2 separate regions of the Homo sapiens genome follow, and region 1 is linked to region 2. A link is an interaction called in ENCODE POLR2A ChIA-PET data of the cell type or tissue named here. Cell type or tissue: CD4-positive, alpha-beta T cell. All regions are shown on one strand. Links, peaks and the distances in the headings refer to the core of each region. The heading gives the core; the rest is flanking DNA.

Region 1 (9,532 bases), core at 4,185-6,684, 49 kb after region 2:
AGCTGTTGCCTGGGAAGCAGGATGGACAGACCTGCAGGGATAGAACACATGGCAGGGCCTGGAAGGGAGGGGGTCCGGGACATGAGGGTCTCGTCTCATCTCCTGCTGGGGGTGCAGTGCTTGTCCTGCATGGCACCTCCAGCTGAGCCTGCAGAGACCTCTGAGGTGGACGCAGAGGCTGGGAGCATGGGTAGGGAACCCGCCTGAGGCCTGGGTATGGCGTGCAAAGTAGAAGGTGGGGTAGGAGGTGGCCCTCCCCAGAGTGAGTTGGCCTCACCCAATCTGTCGAAGGCCTTAATAGAACAAAAAGACCCGGCTTCCCAAGTCAGAGGGGACTTCGGCTGTCTGACTGCCTGTGAATGGAAGCTTCACAGGGTCTCCAGCTTGTGGATGACAGATCCATAATCACGTGAGCCGAGCACATAATAAATCTCTCTCTCTCCCTGTGCACATCCTATTGGTTCTGCTTCTCTGGAGAACCCTGACTAACCAAAGAACCACAAAGCAAGGAACGCTGCTGCCACCAGAAACTGGAAGAGGCCAGGAAGGGAGTCTCCCCTGGGGCCTCCAGAGCGAGCATGGTCCTGCTGACACCCTGATTTTGGTCAGTGAAACTGATCTCAGAATTCTGTCCTGCAGAACTGTGAGGGAATACACTTCTGTTGTTGTAAGCCACCCAGTTTGTGGTCACTGGTGAGAGCTGCTGCCTGAAAACCATACAGGCAGTGTAAACAGTGCTTCCGTGAATACCCTGGCCATGCTCTGGAGCTGTCATTCAGTGCATGGGTTTCAGGGAGCAGCACTCACGGTCCAAAGAGCGTGTGTCTCTTCCTTGTAATAGATCTTGCAGGATCCGTTTCTGAAAAGATCCAACAGTTCATCCTTTCCCTGTGAGCACAGGGAGCTCCCTGTTCCAGCACCTTCTTTCGGCGGTGGCATGAAACACTATAAACTGACTTGTCAGTCTTCAAGGGCAGAGTGACAGCTTTGTGGCCTTGATGGTGTCACCCCAGATCCTGGTGAGTGTCGCATCCTTGTTGGATATTCTGTGGCCGTTTGGATCTTCTGTGAATCGCCTGTTGTGTGTTGTGACCCTGTTCTGTCGGGATGTTCAGCCCTCTTTTGCCAATCTGTAGGAGCTCTGGATTTGTTATAGATATTGATCTTCTTTCTTCTGCTTGGAAAACGTTTATTCCTAATTCTTTTCTTTGCCAGTTTCTTTTATTAATGTATCATTTGCTGTCCAGATTAACTCATTTTATGGTCGAATATGTCTCTTTTCTCTTAGGGCTCGTGGGTACCAGCGTTTGTTAAGAAGATTACATGGGTTGTCTGAGGATTTTCTGGCAGGAGTTTTCTTGTTTTGTGTGTTTGAATTAAACTCTTGAACGTGTCTAGAATGCTTTTAACATGAAATAATATGCTTGGGGTGGGGGAGGGCAATTTTGTTTCCTTCCAGTGTGCCAGCACTAATTAGTCAATAATCCGTCCTTTGACCAATGAATTGAATGACAGCTCTGTGGTCTGTTAGGGTCTCATGTAAACTGGGTTCCGTCTGGGGATCCTCCATCCCACTCGCTGGCCTGCTTGTCTCTTCACGTGCCCACATCCCGTCAGTAGCGGCTGCAGAGCAAGTGCTGATAGCTGGGAGGAGTCCCCTCATGTGCTGTGTGTGTGATGACGTGCTTTGTGAGCCGTGATGGCAGGAGTGCTCCTGTGTATGCCTGTATGTGTTTGCCTGTGTTTCTCCTTATGACTCCTGGGCAGAGCATGATAAGGGTGGGTACACTGTAGCTGTGCTAGAGGGGCAGCCAGGGAGGAGGCCATGGAGGTGGGGAGGGAGGCCAAGGTGAAGCAGGAAAACAGAGACCACCAGGTGGACGCAGAATTATGTCTATGGTAGGTAGGTATAATTTCTAAAAGGCAAGGTGTCTAGGACAATAAATGTAAAGCAGGTTTATTATGGGGGGAGCAGTGAAAAGAGAACCCTTCGTGTCAGGGACCCACCCACTGCTTGGATTTCCTTTGGGCATGAGTGCCCTGACTCTGCCCGTGGTGGGAGGATGCATGGGCATGCAGTGGGGTGACCGTGTCACTGCAGCTTAGGTGCCTGTGCCTGGCCCAGGGCTGCCTGACTCTGGGCCCCTGAGGATGCCCATGCCCAGGCACCTCTGGCAGCTGGCACCTCGCAGTCTCCAAATGCTCTCTGTGCCCCATCTTCTGTGGCACTGCTTTAGCAGGGCAGGCCACACCTATGCAGGGAGCCCAGGAGGTCAGGGCCTGCAGTTACCCACTGGTGACCCCAGCCCCACCCATGCTGTGGAGGGAGGGTAGAGAGTTTCAGGTGCCAGCCCATACAGGACTCACAGCCAGGACAGGAGGCAGCCAGGTCCTGGCCACCAGCTCGGAGGCAGGCATGGGGTGGGGTGCAGCTGAGCGCTGCAGGGCCAGGGCCGTCCGCCACCCGCCTACCCCAGGCAGATCCTCCTCTGGCGGCTGCTGCTGGCCGGACCTGCTTCCCGGGTGGCTATTATGGGCGGGTGGAGTCCACGCTGTGCTTTACTGGGAGGGCTCATTTTCTGTCAGACAGCTGAAGGCTCCACTCTGCAGGGACAACAGGACCGTGGTACACCCGCTTCGAGGTCAGTGAGAAGGTGGACAGGGCAGCCAGGCCCCGTGGGAAGGTGGCTGGAGACTGGGCCCATGGGCATCCTGGTGGCCCTGTTTAAGCTCCTTGTTCAGCCCACATATGGCTTGTGGCTGGAGTGTGTGTCCAGTTGAGCACTGGCATCCGTTCTTCTCCAGAGCACCTCGCGACCCGGCCTCTGTCCAGGGGGGTAGTGTGGGTGGTCATAATCCCGCCACTGACAGGGAAGTCTCACTCTTGAAGCTGTGGAGAAGTCCCTAGGGGACCTGATGGGGCTGGGCTCTGGACTGTGAGTCACCTCCTGGGGAGAAGAGCCGCCTTCCTCCTGGGAGGCTTCAGTCCCAGGTCAGGCAGAGGCTGTGCAGGCATGCTGTAGGGGTGCAGGGGGCCCTCCTGCTGCTGAGCACGGTCCTGGTGGGCATCCGAGGTTGCTCTAGCCCCAGTGAAGGCCCTTAAAAGTCTCACAGGCTGTGTGATGACAGGCTTGTCCCAGCCCAGGCCCGGGGCCCAGGTTTGCAGACGACACCGGCACATGCGTGAACCAGGGTCCCCAGCATTGACTCACATCTGCCCGGGTCTGGTGTTTCCTCGCTGGGAAATGGTGAGAAGGATGGGGAGGGCTGCAGCCATGCCAGACACTGTCTGGTGCTGATCCCTCTCTGGGACGGATGCAGTTATGAACCCCAGGAACCCTCCCCTCCCCTTGCATGTATCCTGACAGCTCAGGGTGAGTGGGTCTGATTCTTTGCTAGCTGTTGGGGCCTGTGGAAGTGAAACTCATTGTCTTTTCCATTTTTACCTTGAACTCTGTGTTTCTAGCAAGTAGAGGAAGAGGACCCCGGCCAGGCAGATGGTTTATTTTTATGCATGGTTTCAGATGGCGCCCACCCCTCCTCCCCTCCTTGCTGCTGACCATCTCACTCTTTTGACATGTTGCTGCTGCTGCATGGTTTTCTTACAATTTTTTCTATTCCACTGCATTTTAACTAATGAGGTCCGTATTCTTCCTGCAAAGCTGCCATGTTTAACAGAGGACTCTTGGAGCCTGGCAAGCTTGGAAAGAGCAGGTAGCTCCCTCCTCTTCTGACAGGCGGGCCAGTGGGGCTGGAGTGGGGGGCTCCAGCAGCCCCTACCACCCTCGTGGCAGCCGTGGTGCCCAGAGCCGACCCACTGAGCCCCTCCCAGTGCTTTGGCCAGTGACCTTGACCTGGGCCGTACGGCGCAGCAAACCATGTCTCTGGCCTGAAGATGTGTCCTGGGCCAGGGGAAAAGGGAAGGAAACAGCCCCAGCTCACTGGGTGCTGATGATGGGGAGGGGTGATCAGGAACATGCTGAACTCACCAGCCTGGCCATTGCTGGTCTACACATCCATGAACTGTGCAAGATTTCAGGCACGTTAAATAACAGAGCCTTACAGTCCAATGGGGAAGAGAAATGTGTAAACACAGCCATGGGGATGGGTGCCTGGTGAGGGACTGTCAAACATGGGCGTGGCCATGAGCCCCTCTTGCCAGCCTCTAGCCCTCTGTCCACACGGTGGGGCCTGGAGTTGCTGGACTTCCCTTTCACTTAGATCAGAAGCTGAAGTTTAACAGTGTGGGCTGGGATGGGAGTGTGGGAGGGGGGTTAGGGCCCAGGCAGGAAAGCTGGACGCAGAGTGGTTAGACAGGTATTGGGGCTGAAATGACAAAGAGGGTACTGAGGACACCCAGGGACAAAGCAGCCACAGCCTCCAGGCAGGTCCCAGGAGCCCTGAGGAGGAGCCATGGGGTGGTGGGGAATTGGTCCCCTCCCTGCCTGCTGCTTCCAGGCTGCCCTCACTTCCTTCCCATGGTCTGGGGCATTCTGATCCTGACACAGTGATGTGGGGGTGGCCCATGATGTGGGAATGGGGGCCTGGCCGGTACCGACATCTCCAGCCAGAGCTCAGGGTTGCCTCTGCCATCATCACCTCGGCCACATCCCCTTTCCTTCTGATCCCAGACACATTGGGCTCTGTCTTGCCTGCTGTTCTGTCTGCCTGGAAAGCTAATGTTGTTGGTGCCAAATTCCTGAAGAGTCCTCCCTGATGGCCCGTCCACCACGCGAAGCTGTGGAAATTGCCCGCTGCTGGGAGGAACAGTGCCGCCCGGCCGAGTCCTGCGCGTGTGTGGAAGCGGAGGCCAAGGGTTGGTATTCGTAAGGTCTGGGAGTTTGGTTTAAGGCAGATCTTTCAATGTGGGTGGCTGGTCTGATTTGGACTGGGACATGTTTACAATGTGTAATAAGACTTTAAGATCAGTGGACGCAGCAGAGGGCGTGAAGCCAGCCTGATGGTGGTTTGCTGAGGGAGCAGCTTGCCCAGGAGAGTGGCTTGTTGTTCTTAGAAGGACTCCCTGGGTGAGCAGGTCAAACAACTTTCAGGAGCTCTGATCAGTCAAGTTGCATGCTGTTTTGCCCTCTTGGGTGGAAATTTGCTGCAGTAGTCCAGTTAAAGTGTACTTGTGCATTTCTGACACCTCACCCTTCAGGTCCAACTTAGCCTCCTCACCAGGCCAGCTTGTCTCCTGTAGTTCTCTTGGCACCCTGTGTGTTCCTACTCAGGACTTGTCACAGTGTGTCATCACACACACGCAAGCACATGCTGTGGGACATTGATGTCTTGCCCACTGGAAGGGTTCCGTAGGGTGGAGTCAGCCCCACTTTGCTCTGCTGGCACTTAGCACGGCATGTGGCACGTAGCAAGTAGTTAGGAAATGTTTGCAGAGGAACATGAATAAGTCTTGCACGAGGTGCCGGGGAGCTCAGAGGAGGAAGCAGCCTCCTTTTTTTCCAGGAGACCAGGGGACGCTTTACCCAGAAGGGCCCTGCTGCTGTGGAGGGTGCAGCCTCCTTGGGGGCTGAGTGTGGAGGGCAAGCGGAGGGTAGGGCTCAGGGGCCAGGGTGATGGGTGCGGGTGGGAGGTGGATCAGACAGCATTGTGAGGGTAAAGGGTTGGGATTTTAAGCAAAAGGCAGCAAAGAGCTGTTGAAGGCTTTTTGGCAGAGGCATGTCAAGACCAGATTTGGAGTTTCGAGATACTCATGTAGCTATACCATGGGGGTGGGTGAAAGCGTGGGTGGGAGAAGGCACAGGGGCTGGAGAGGAATGGGAGGGAAGGCGTTGTGGTCACTGCTTCCTGGCAGGGGCGGGGAGGGAGCCTCAACTGGGTCTGTGGGGCAGAGGAGCCAGCACCACTCCAGGGCTCGTCCCGGGTGGGTGTGGATGGAGATGCCACAGCCTGCGTGGCTCCCAGGGTGAGGGTCAGGCTCACAGGGAGGACACCAGGCCTCTTATCGTGGCTCCATTCTCTGTGGACTGCCCTTGGTGGGACTAAGAGCAGGCAGGTCTCCATGTGTCCTGGACACGGCTCCTGACCCAGCACGTGTGTCCACTTTTGGGCTGTGGTGAGGGTGATTGAGGGGCAGTGTGCCAATGTAGAATGACTATATGGCATGTTTGTGGGCTAAAGTAAGTGAATGCTTAAATTGACACTAAGATGCGGTGAGCTTGATCGTGGGTCGGCCGGTTTCCATTCAGCTAAAATTCGTGAAGTGGGGGCATCACTGACTTTTTTTGTAAAGAGAAAATAACCTGTAAATAGGCTTTTAAAAATAGACACTTACTCTTGCTTTTTTTGTAAATCAGATTGACCTGTCAGTGCACTCTGGGGTCCGGCCAGCTGCGATGATCTTTAGACCAGTCAGCCGCCGGCTGAGCTGACACCTTTTAGATGGAAATGGAATAAATGCTGCACCACATTGTTCGTGTGGGTGGTGAATGCAGGTGTTTGAAACCATTAGCTTCTTTGCATAATTAAAAACCTTAATTTTTTGTGAAATCTTTAATCATAGAAGAAATGCTTCTTTCCAGTTTGAGTGTTTCTCTTAATATTACCATTGCTTTAAGACAATTACCTTCAGGGCTCATTACTTTCCTGGACAGTTTACAGGCCAGAGTGGTCTCCACTCAGCCACTAGATCTTAGAGGATTCTAAGAAACCCTATTCGTTAAGCCAGGTAACTCATATATTCTGAATCTATAAACATGTCTGAAAATTGTGAAACATACTGTAGAGTTTATAGAAGTTCTTAAAATACATACATTGTGCCGGGTACGGTGGCTCATGCCTGTAATCCCAGCACTTTGGGAAGCCAAGGTGGGCGGATCATGAGGTTAGGAGTTTGAGACCAGCCTGGCCAACATGGTGGAAACATGTCTCTAATAAAAATACAAAAATTAGCCGGGCGTAGTGGTGGGTGCCTGTAATCCCAGCTACTCAGGAGGCGGAGGCAGGAGGATCGCTGGAATCCGGGAGGCAGAGGTTGCAGTGAGCGGAGATCAAGCCATTGCATTCCAGCCTGGGCGATAGAGCGAGACTCCATGTTAAAAAAAAAAAAAAAAAAAAAAAAAAAAAAAAAAAGGCCCGGTGCGGTGGCTCACACCTATAATACCAGCACTTTGGGAGGCCGAGGCGGGTGGATCACGAGGTCAGGAGACTGAGACCATCCTGGCTAACACGGTGAAACCCCGTCTCTACTAAAAATACAAAAAATTAGCCGGGCGTGATGGTATGCGCCTGTAGTCCCAGCTACTCAGGAGACTGAGGCAGGAGAATGGCGTGAACCTGGGAGGCAGAGCTTGCAGTGAGCCGAGATTGCGCCACTGCATTCCAGCCTGGGCGACAGAGCGAGACTCCGTCTTAAAAAAAAAAGAAAAGAAAAAACATACATTGTATTTGATTCTAGTCAAAGAACATAAAGAATACTTCGATTTTTTGCCTCAAATATCCCTAACACTAGAAATGTTGTTTGTCTCAGGAACGACAGAATAAAGTGCTTCATAATGTGGGTTTGACTGGCATAGCTTTCAGCCCGTGATGTACTGGATTAATATTTTATCTAATTGCATGACCCCAGCTCTGTCGTGAGCAGGAGTTGCAGTCACCAGGCTCCCGCGGTGAATGTCGTCCTGCTCACCTTCTTGTTGCATTCTGTGATGCAGCCATCACGAGCTGCCATGGGAGGTGCTCCACCCTGAAAGCTCTCTCCAGGCCAGCCTGAGTGTGGCATCCACATGAGCACAAGTCCAGCACCAGCTGAGGCCCCCAGCCCTTCACTCTTCACCCTTCCTGGGTCTCCAGTTTCTCATCTCCAAACTTAAAACTTGCCTTCATGGCCACAAAAGGCTCCCAGGAGAGAAGCAGGGCGCTTGGCTTGAGTATTCTCTACAGTGCACCTTTGTTGCTTCCCTCTTCCCTCTTCCACACTCAGCCCCCAGGGAGGCTGCTCCCTCCACAGCATCTGGGTGCCCTACTGGGTAAAGTGTCCTCTGGTTCCTCTCTGCATCTTGCTGAGATGGCCCTGCCCTTCTATCCCTACCCCTGTAGGTTATTAGAAATCTTCCAGCGAGAAGGGCGCAGAGCCTGGTGCCAGATGGCACTGTGCATGTTAGCAGGTTGGATGGCTCATCCTTGGGACTGAGTTGCTCAATTTAAGGAATTTTAGACTTGGTATCTGGGTTCAAGCATGTCCCTGTCCTGGCTATGTCCCGAGCTGCGGACCAGGGCAGAGCACCACATCTTTTATACAGTGTCCCTGTCTTGTTCATCTCCGAGGCTCAGAGACCTCATTTGTGTGGCTGTCACCTGTGCCTGCTCAAGTCACGTTGCTACCTTCCTTTAGCACCTGGACACATCAGCCAGACCTCCCTCCCTGGGACCCCTTGACCAGAGGCAGCACCGGGAACCTGTGCCCCTTGCCGCTGGCACACATGGGCAGGTGCCCGTGTCACTGAGCCCAGTCATGCGCCAGGCCTGTGCCCTCCCCTCTCAGGGCGCACCGCAGCAGTGGGAGTGCCTGTCGCTGCCGCCTGCTAGGGTTGGTGCTGGGTGGGGGTGGGTGCAGAGGCTGGGATCTGGAGGCCACACCTGCAGTGTCAGAGACTCAGGGCGAGCTTCACACCTGCCCTGCTGCTTGTCCTGTGGTTGTTTGCTTATTCAAGACCAAGTGTGGGCGACCAAGATTGGGCAATACTCACTGCATCGCGCTTCCTTACAGGCTGAGGGCAGGTGCCTGCCGCTGTGGGAGGAAAACCTGGCCTGCAGAAAAATAAAAACTGCCAGAGCTGCACGAGCCACACTTCATTGCACTGTGCAATGCCCACTAGGATCAGGCCACTCATGGGGGTGGGCATGCTGGCCCGCAGAGCAGCCAGGGCCCTGCAGCCCCTAACAAAAGAGGCCACGTGCTTCCTGTTTTAGGGTCGTCTGCCCAGCTGGGAGCAGGCCATCTCGCTGCAGCACTGTCCAGCAGCTCTGTGCATGCTCACCTCCCAAGTTTGCCCTCATTGCTACCTCTTGACTGAGCTGTCTTCGTGATTCCTGAGTCCAAGGCTGGACATGAGAGCTCAGAGGGCCAGAGTGACTTGCCCAGGGCTACATCTGCTTCCTCGGGACTTCACCTCTAGCCCCATTGTCCCGTGGCCTTAGGCAGCTCACCCATCCTGCCATGGAGCCCCCAGATGACTGAAGTAGTGGCCAGGCCTGCAGGGTCCTCAGGCACCCAGGAGCTTGCCCTCGCCAGGCGACCTGCTGCTCCATGGGTGGACAATGGTGTGCATGGCTTGGGTGCTGGGCCGCAACCCCCCACACCCTCCTCTAAGGCAGCCTTTCTCCTCCTTCCTCAGCCTTGGGACTGGGCCCTGCCCCACGAGCCCCTGAATTAGCCCACACAGGAAAACAATCAGGCCCACATCGCTGAACAGCCCCGCTGTTTAAAAGGAAGAGAATGGGACAGGGTTGTTCCACAGCCTGCGGAGAAGGCTCACCACGGGACCTTGTCCCTGCGCTGAAGGGTGCCTTGTTG
Region 2 (7,031 bases), core at 704-3,203:
GGGATGGCCTGCATTTTGCCTGCAACACTGACTCTCAGTTCCACATGGACTGAACGCTGGAGGAATGGGAGTGTGCTTCTCTGAGAGTGGTCCCCGCACCAGCGGCATTGCACCCCTGGGAAATGCAGAGTCTCCCTGGCATCTGGAACTGTGGGGTGGGACCAGCCATCTGTTTGTTGTTGTTGTTGTTGTTGTTGTTGTTTTTGAGACAGAGTCTTGCTCTGTCGCCAGGCTGGCATGCAGTGGTGTGATCTCAGCTCACTGCAACCTCTGCCTCGTGGGTTCAAGCCATTCACCTGCGTCAGCCTCCTGAGTAGCTGGGACTACAGGCACACGCCACCATGCCCGGCTAATTTTTTGTATTTTAGTAGAGACAGCGTTTCACCATGTTGGCCAGGATGGTCTCGATCTCCTGAGCTCAGGTGATCCACCCTCCTCGGCCTCCCAAAGTGCTGGGATTACAGGTGTGAGCCACGGTGCCCAGACTCAGCCATCTGTTTTAACAGGCTCCCCAGAGGCTTTTGAACTGCTGCCCTAAGACAGGCCCACACTTGGGAGTGGGTGGGACAGGCCCATGGGGAGAAAGTAGCGGTCCCCAGGTTGGATGCACCTTAGACTTGGGGTGCTTTCCACGTGGAGTCCCACTAGAGGCAATGCTGTCCTACTCAGTTTTATTGACATGAATTATGACAAAATGTATTCACTTCAAACACAGCTAACTGAGTTTTGACACATGTAGATAGCCATGTGACTGACACCATAATCAGGATATAGACCAGGATTTGGTAAGCTTGGGCCTGCAGGTCAAGTGTGCTGGGCCAATTTATTTCGAATCATCTGTGGCTGCTTTTATGCTATTGCAGCAGAGGTGAGCAGTTGCCACAGAGACCATATGGCCCTGAGAATCCCCCTAAATTTCCCTGTTGCCCCTTTTCACTCAACCCCCTCTTCCCAGCAATTACTGATCTGCATAGATTAGATTATTATAGATTGGATTTATTTCTTCAATACTTTCAAAGTGGGAGCATATATTTGACAGTTGCTCCTAGACCTGTGATGGGATTACATCCTAATCATAAACCCATCATTAAGTTGAAGATATCCTAAGTCAAAAATGTGTTTGATACACCTGACCCGCCCAAAAGCATACCTTAGGCTAGCCCACCTTCAGCGTGCACAGAACACTTATATTAGCCTACCGTTGGGCAGAGTCATCTAACACAAAGCCTTTTTTATAATAAAGTGTTGAATATAATTTATTGAATGCCACACTGACAGTGAAAAGCAGAATGGTTGTGTGGATACTCGCAGTACCGTTTCTACTGGATTCGAATGGCTTTCACACCATTGTAAAGCCAAAAAATCATAAATGAAACCATTGTAAATGGGGGACCATCTGCATACTCTTTTGTCTAGCTCCTTTCACTCTGCATAATGTTTTTTAGATTCTTACATGTTGCTGTGCATACCGGCACTTGATGTCTTTTTATTGCTGAATAGTTGGTGGAAGTTTGAATTGTTTCCTCTTCTGGGTTTATTGTGAATCAAAGTGCTGGGAGCTACAACTCAACCACAAAAACTGCCAGTTAAAACATGGGTAAATGTGTCAATAAAGGTGATTTACAAACGGCCAATAAACATGCGAGAAGGTGCTTAACATCATTAGTTGTTAGGGAAATGTGAATCAAAGCCACAGTGAGATACCATCTCGCACCCTACTAGCTTTAATTAAAAAAAAAAAAAGGAGGGTGGAGGGAAATAACAAGCGTAGGTGAGGTTATGGAGAAATTAGAACCCTCATACACTCCGGATAGAAATGTAAAATGGTGTAGCTGTTTTGGAAAAAAGTTTGGAGATTCCTCAAAAAGTTAAATACAGAATTACCATATGACCTAGCACTCCCACTCCTACGTATATACCTAAAAGAATTGAAAGCAGGGACTCACACAAAAACTTATACACGGCTGTTCACAGTGGCACTATTCCAGTAGCCAAAGGACGGAAACCCAGATGTCCAGCAGTGGATGAATGGGTAAGCTAAATGTGGTATATTCATACATGGCCTATGATTCAGCCATAAAAAGGAGTGAAGCGCTGATACATGCTACAATGTGAATTCACCTCAAAAACATTATTCTAAGTGAAGGTAGCCAGGCACAGATTAATAGCTGCATATTGTATTATTTCATTGATATGAAATGTTCAGAATGGGCAGATCTTTCCAGACAGAAAACACGTTAGTGGTTGCCAGGAGCTGGGGAGGTGGGGGAATGGGAAGTGAACACTTAATATGCATTGGGGTTCCTTTTGAGGTCCTGGAACTAGATAGGGGTGATGGTTACATAACATTGCGAATGTACTAAATGCCACTGGATTATACGCTTTAAAATGGTAAATTTTATCTTACGAGTATTTTACCACAATAAAAGATGATATAAGACATGCTGTGAGCATTCGTGGGCAAATCTTAGCGTGGACATATGTTTTTATTTCTCCTGCGTAACTACCTACAAGTGGAATTACAGGGTTTCATGGTAAGTAGATGTTTAACTTGATTAAAAATCTGGCAAACTGCTTTGCAAAGCAGTTGTATCATTTTACGTTCCCACTGCTAACGCATGAGAGTTGCAGTTGGTTTACGTCTGTGCCAACACTTGCTGTTGTCAGTCTTATTAATTTTAGCTATTCTAGTGGAAATGTGGTAGTGCTGTATCTGTGCAGTTTTAGTTGAGCGTCTTTTCATGTGCTTATTAGCTATTTGTGTATATTCTTTTGTGAAGTGTCTGTTCAGATCTTTTGATCACTTTTTAATTGGGTTGTCTTCTTATATGTGAGTTGTAGGTGTTCTTTACATATTCTTGACTCAAACCTTTTGTCAGATACTTGTATTGCAAATATTTTCTCTCAGTCTATGGCTTGCCTTTTTATCCGTTATATCTTTCAATGGGCAGACTTTTTGGTTTTAAGTTGTTTTAATGGTTTGTGCTTTTTGTACCCTATTTAAGAAATCTTTGTCTAATCCATAGTGATAAAGATTATCTGTGTTTTCTTCTGAAAATGTGGTAATTTTAGCTTTTATGTTTAGATCTGAGATCCATTTTGGTTGGGCGTGGTGGCTCACGCCTGTAATCCCAACAGTTCGGGAGGCTGAGGTGAGTGGAACACCTGAGGTCAGGAGTTTGAGACCAGCCTGGCCAATATGGTGAAACCCTGTCTCTACTAAAAGTACAAAAATTAGCCGGATGTGATGGTGCACGTATGTAATCCCAGCTTCTTGGGAGCCTGAGGCAGGAGAATCACTTGAACCTGGGAGGCGGAGGTTGCAATGAGCTGAGATCGCACCATTGCACTCCAGCCACTCCAGCCTGTGTGACAGAGTGAGACTCTGTTCTCAAAAAAAAAAAAAAAAAAAAAAAAAAAAGATCTGTGATCCATTTCGAGTTAATTTTTAATGGAAAGAGCTAAGGATTGAGGTTCATTGTTTTACATGTAGACTTCCGATTGTTCTCACACCATTTGTTTTAAAGTAAACAACAACAGCAAGCCTCTTCTTTCTCCAGTGAATTATGTTGATACCATGTTTGTAAAGTAATTGACCATATCTGTGTGCCTTTGTTTCTGGATTCTGTTCTGTTCCATTATGGCTTATTCCTCATAGGTCCCAGTATCACACTGTCTCTGTAGTAACTCCTGAAGTCAGGTAGCATGACAATTTTGCTTCATTTTCAAAATTGTAGTGTCGGTTCTAGATCCTTTGCATTTTCTTATATACTTAAGATCAGTTTGTCAGTTTCTACAGCAAGCCTGCTTGGATTTTGGCCAGAATTGTATTAACTCCTTAGATCAATTTGGGAAAAAACATTGTAACAATATTTGGTCTCTTGACCAATGAGCATGGAATCTCCCTCTATTTTCATCTTCCTTTATTTCTTTCAGCAGTGTTTTGTAGTTTTGAGTGTACAGGTCTTGCACATGTTTTATCAGATTTACTCATAAGTATTTCATATTATTATACATGGATTTTAAAAATTTTATTTTCCAGTTGTTAATTGCGATATATAGAAATACAATTGATTTTTTCTATTTTTTGTTTATCCTGTGAACCTTGCTAAGTCGCTATTTAAGTAGCTTTTTTTGTAGTCCCTCAAGATCTTTCATATAGATAATTCTGATGATTATGAATAAAGACCAGTTTCTTTCCAGTTAGAATGCCTTTTACTCCTTTTTCTTCTTTTCTTTCACTTCTAGGACTTTCAGTACAATGATTAATAGAAGTGATAAAAGTGGACATTCTTGCCTGTTCCCAATATCAGGAAGGAAGAATTTCAAGTTTTGTTGTTGTTGTTGTTAAGTATGATGTTAGGTAAAGATATGAAGTGCCTTTTACAAGGCGGTGGAAGTTTTTTAATTTGTTGAGAGCTTTTATCATGAGTAGGTGTTGAATTTCCTCATATACTTTTTCTGTATCTGTTGAGATGATCATAGGGTTTTTCATTTTTTGTTTGTAAATATGGTGAATTACACTGGTTAACTTTTGAATGTTAAATCATTCTTGCATTTCTGGCACAAATCCCACTTGGTAATTATGTATCTTTTTTATATATTTGTTTTATATATTATATATATATATTTATATATTGCTGGATTTGATTTGCTGCAATTTTATTAAGGATATTTGTGGCTATGTCATGAGGGATATTGTTTTCTTTTCTGGTACTGTATTTTATATTGGTATCAAAGTAAAGTTTGCCCCACACAATGATTTGAGAAGTGGTTCCTCTTACTATTTTTGAATAGTCTTTGTAGGATTGGGCTTCTCTTGCCCTCCCCTCCCCTTCCCTTCCTTTCCCTTTTTGGAGACAAGGTCTCACTGTGTTGTCCAGGCTGGAGTGCAGTGGTACAATCATAGCTCAATCATAGCTCACTGCAGCCTTGACTTCCTGGGCTCAAGTGATCTTCCTGCCTCAGCCTCCAGAGTAGCTGGGACTACAAGCATACACCACTATGCCTGGCTAATTTTTTTGAATTTTAGCAGAGACAGAGTTTCACTATGATTCCCAGGCTGGCCTTGAATTCCTAACCTCAAGCCATCTTCCCGCTTTGGCCTTCTGAAGTGCTGAGCTTACAGGTGTGAGCCACTGTGCCCAGCCTGTCTGGGGTTTTCTTTATGGAGAGGCTTTTAATTATGAATTCAATTCCTTAACATAGGACTATGAAGATTTTCTGTTTCTGTTTGAGTCAGTTCTGGTTATTTGTGTGATTTATTGAGCTATAATTTTATATACAGTGAAATCTTTCCTGTTAAATGTACCATTCTGTGAGTTTTGGTTAATGCATGTGGTTTTGGTAAATATAACCATACCAAATCATTTCCACACCAAATCAAGGTATGGAAAATTTTCATAACTCCAAAAATTCCGTCTTGTGCCCCTTTGTAGTCAGTTTCCTTTCCCCAGACCTAGCAACCACTGACCTGTTTTCCATCCCTCTAGGCTTTTCCAGAATTTCATATAGAAGGAATTATACAGATTGTAGCCTTTGAGTCTGGCTTCTTTCACTCAGCATAATTATGCAGGTATTTGAGCAGTAAATAAAGCAATCAGATCGATGTCTCAGGAGTAACTCTGGCATTTCAGAGTGATGAATTGGAAAGACAGATTGGAAACAAGGGAAAGAAGTTATGGGACAAGAATGCTAGATGACGTTCATGGTGACCTTGTTATAAATGATATGCCAAACTCTATCCGTCTCATGGAGTTCTGACCACAGTCCTGTAAGACTGGGTCAGTTCTCCCCTCTTGTTTACAGGTGAGAACAGAGAGAATAAGAATGTTATTCTTGAAGCCGCTCAGCCAAGAAGTGGTGAAGCCAGGAGTTGTGATTCGATGCTCTATACTGAGGTCCAGCATCTAATGCATGCACTAGGAGGTGGCAGTTGGTTAGTGGTTTTTTTTTTTTCTTTTTTTTTTTTTTTTTTTTTTTTTTGAGATGGAGTTTTGCTCTTGTTGCCCAGGCTGGAGTGCAATGGTGCAATCTTGGCTCACTGCAACCTCTGCCTCCCAAGTTCAAGTGATTCTCCTGCCTCAGCCTCCCAAGTAGCTGGGATTACAGGCATGCGCCACCATGCCCGGCTAATTTTGTATTTTTAGTAGAGATGGGGTTTCTCCATGTTGGTCAGGCTGGTCTTGAACTCCCGACCTCAGGTGATCCTCCCGTCTTGGCCTCCCAAAGTGCTAGGATTACAGGTGTGAGCCACCGTGCCCAGCCCGGTTAATGTTTTAAAGATTTTAAGGCACATGTACCCTTTGGCCATTGGAGTCTGAATGAGCTAGACATTTATTTAAAGAATCATGAATGTTAAGAAGCATTTATTGAAAAGGGTGTTTCTCAGTGTTTATAAATAGAAAATCCAGATATAACCTGGGCAGCTACTGACAGTGAAATAGTTAGGCAGGATGTGCCATAGTAACATTGGTCACTCTTTGAAAATCTAGTGTAAAATATGCCTAATGAGATGAGAAGTCAGCATAATACATCATGTGTTAAGAACAGTTTGTGAACCAACATGCATGGCAAGGACTTACAATTGCCTAGAAAGCACTAGACCATGTCCAAAATGCGAGTCAGATGTTTAGTTGATGACGTGCCTTCTGTTTTCTCCTTGGTGCTTGTCTACATTTCTCTGATTTTCTGCAACAATACTTGTTATGGAAATCACAAAGGAGAAATACAAAGGAAAAGGTTGAAAAATGTAGCTCTGGAACACACACACACACACACACACAACATACTACACACATATGCCTCCACCACCCACCCAGTACACACACACCAAACAACACACACATACACATCACACCACACACCCCATACCACACACTACACACATACCCCCCACACCACAAACACCCAGTATACACACATTACACACACACCACACAATACATCCACACACCACACACCCACCACACAATACATCCACACACCACACCACACATTCCCCATACCACACACTTCACACATACCTGCCA

The links. ChIA-PET counts read pairs that join two places held together with the same protein. Peaks named below come from ENCODE experiments on the same cell type or tissue, not always from the same donor. Only the 100,000 strongest peaks of a DNase experiment are listed, where the experiment ranks them.
Region 1: POLR2A ChIA-PET joins it to region 2 with 6 read pairs; 10 of 35 experiments call an interaction of 5 or more read pairs at or near these places.

What each region holds. Positions count from the first base shown.
Region 1 is chr9:89,436,522-89,446,053 of GRCh38, reverse strand. The region is part of intron 2 of SEMA4D (semaphorin 4D); the gene reads left to right. Among named protein-coding and RNA genes, the nearest start is that of SEMA4D, 57 kb to the left of the region's middle. RefSeq lists enhancers at 230-399, 2,700-2,919, 2,777-3,352, 5,663-6,240, 8,659-9,440 and 1 more. In CD4-positive, alpha-beta T cell, for the core only: no CTCF peak of the experiment used is centred there; a DNase peak (open chromatin) is centred at 5,303; H3K27ac peaks cover 2,304 bases.
Region 2 is chr9:89,484,743-89,491,773 of GRCh38, reverse strand. The region is part of intron 1 of SEMA4D (semaphorin 4D); the gene reads left to right. Among named protein-coding and RNA genes, the nearest start is that of SEMA4D, 9.9 kb to the left of the region's middle. RefSeq lists an enhancer at 5,172-5,241 and silencers at 6,411-6,500, 6,511-6,590. In CD4-positive, alpha-beta T cell, for the core only: no CTCF peak of the experiment used is centred there; a DNase peak (open chromatin) is centred at 1,653; H3K4me3 peaks cover 394 bases; H3K27ac peaks cover 1,705 bases.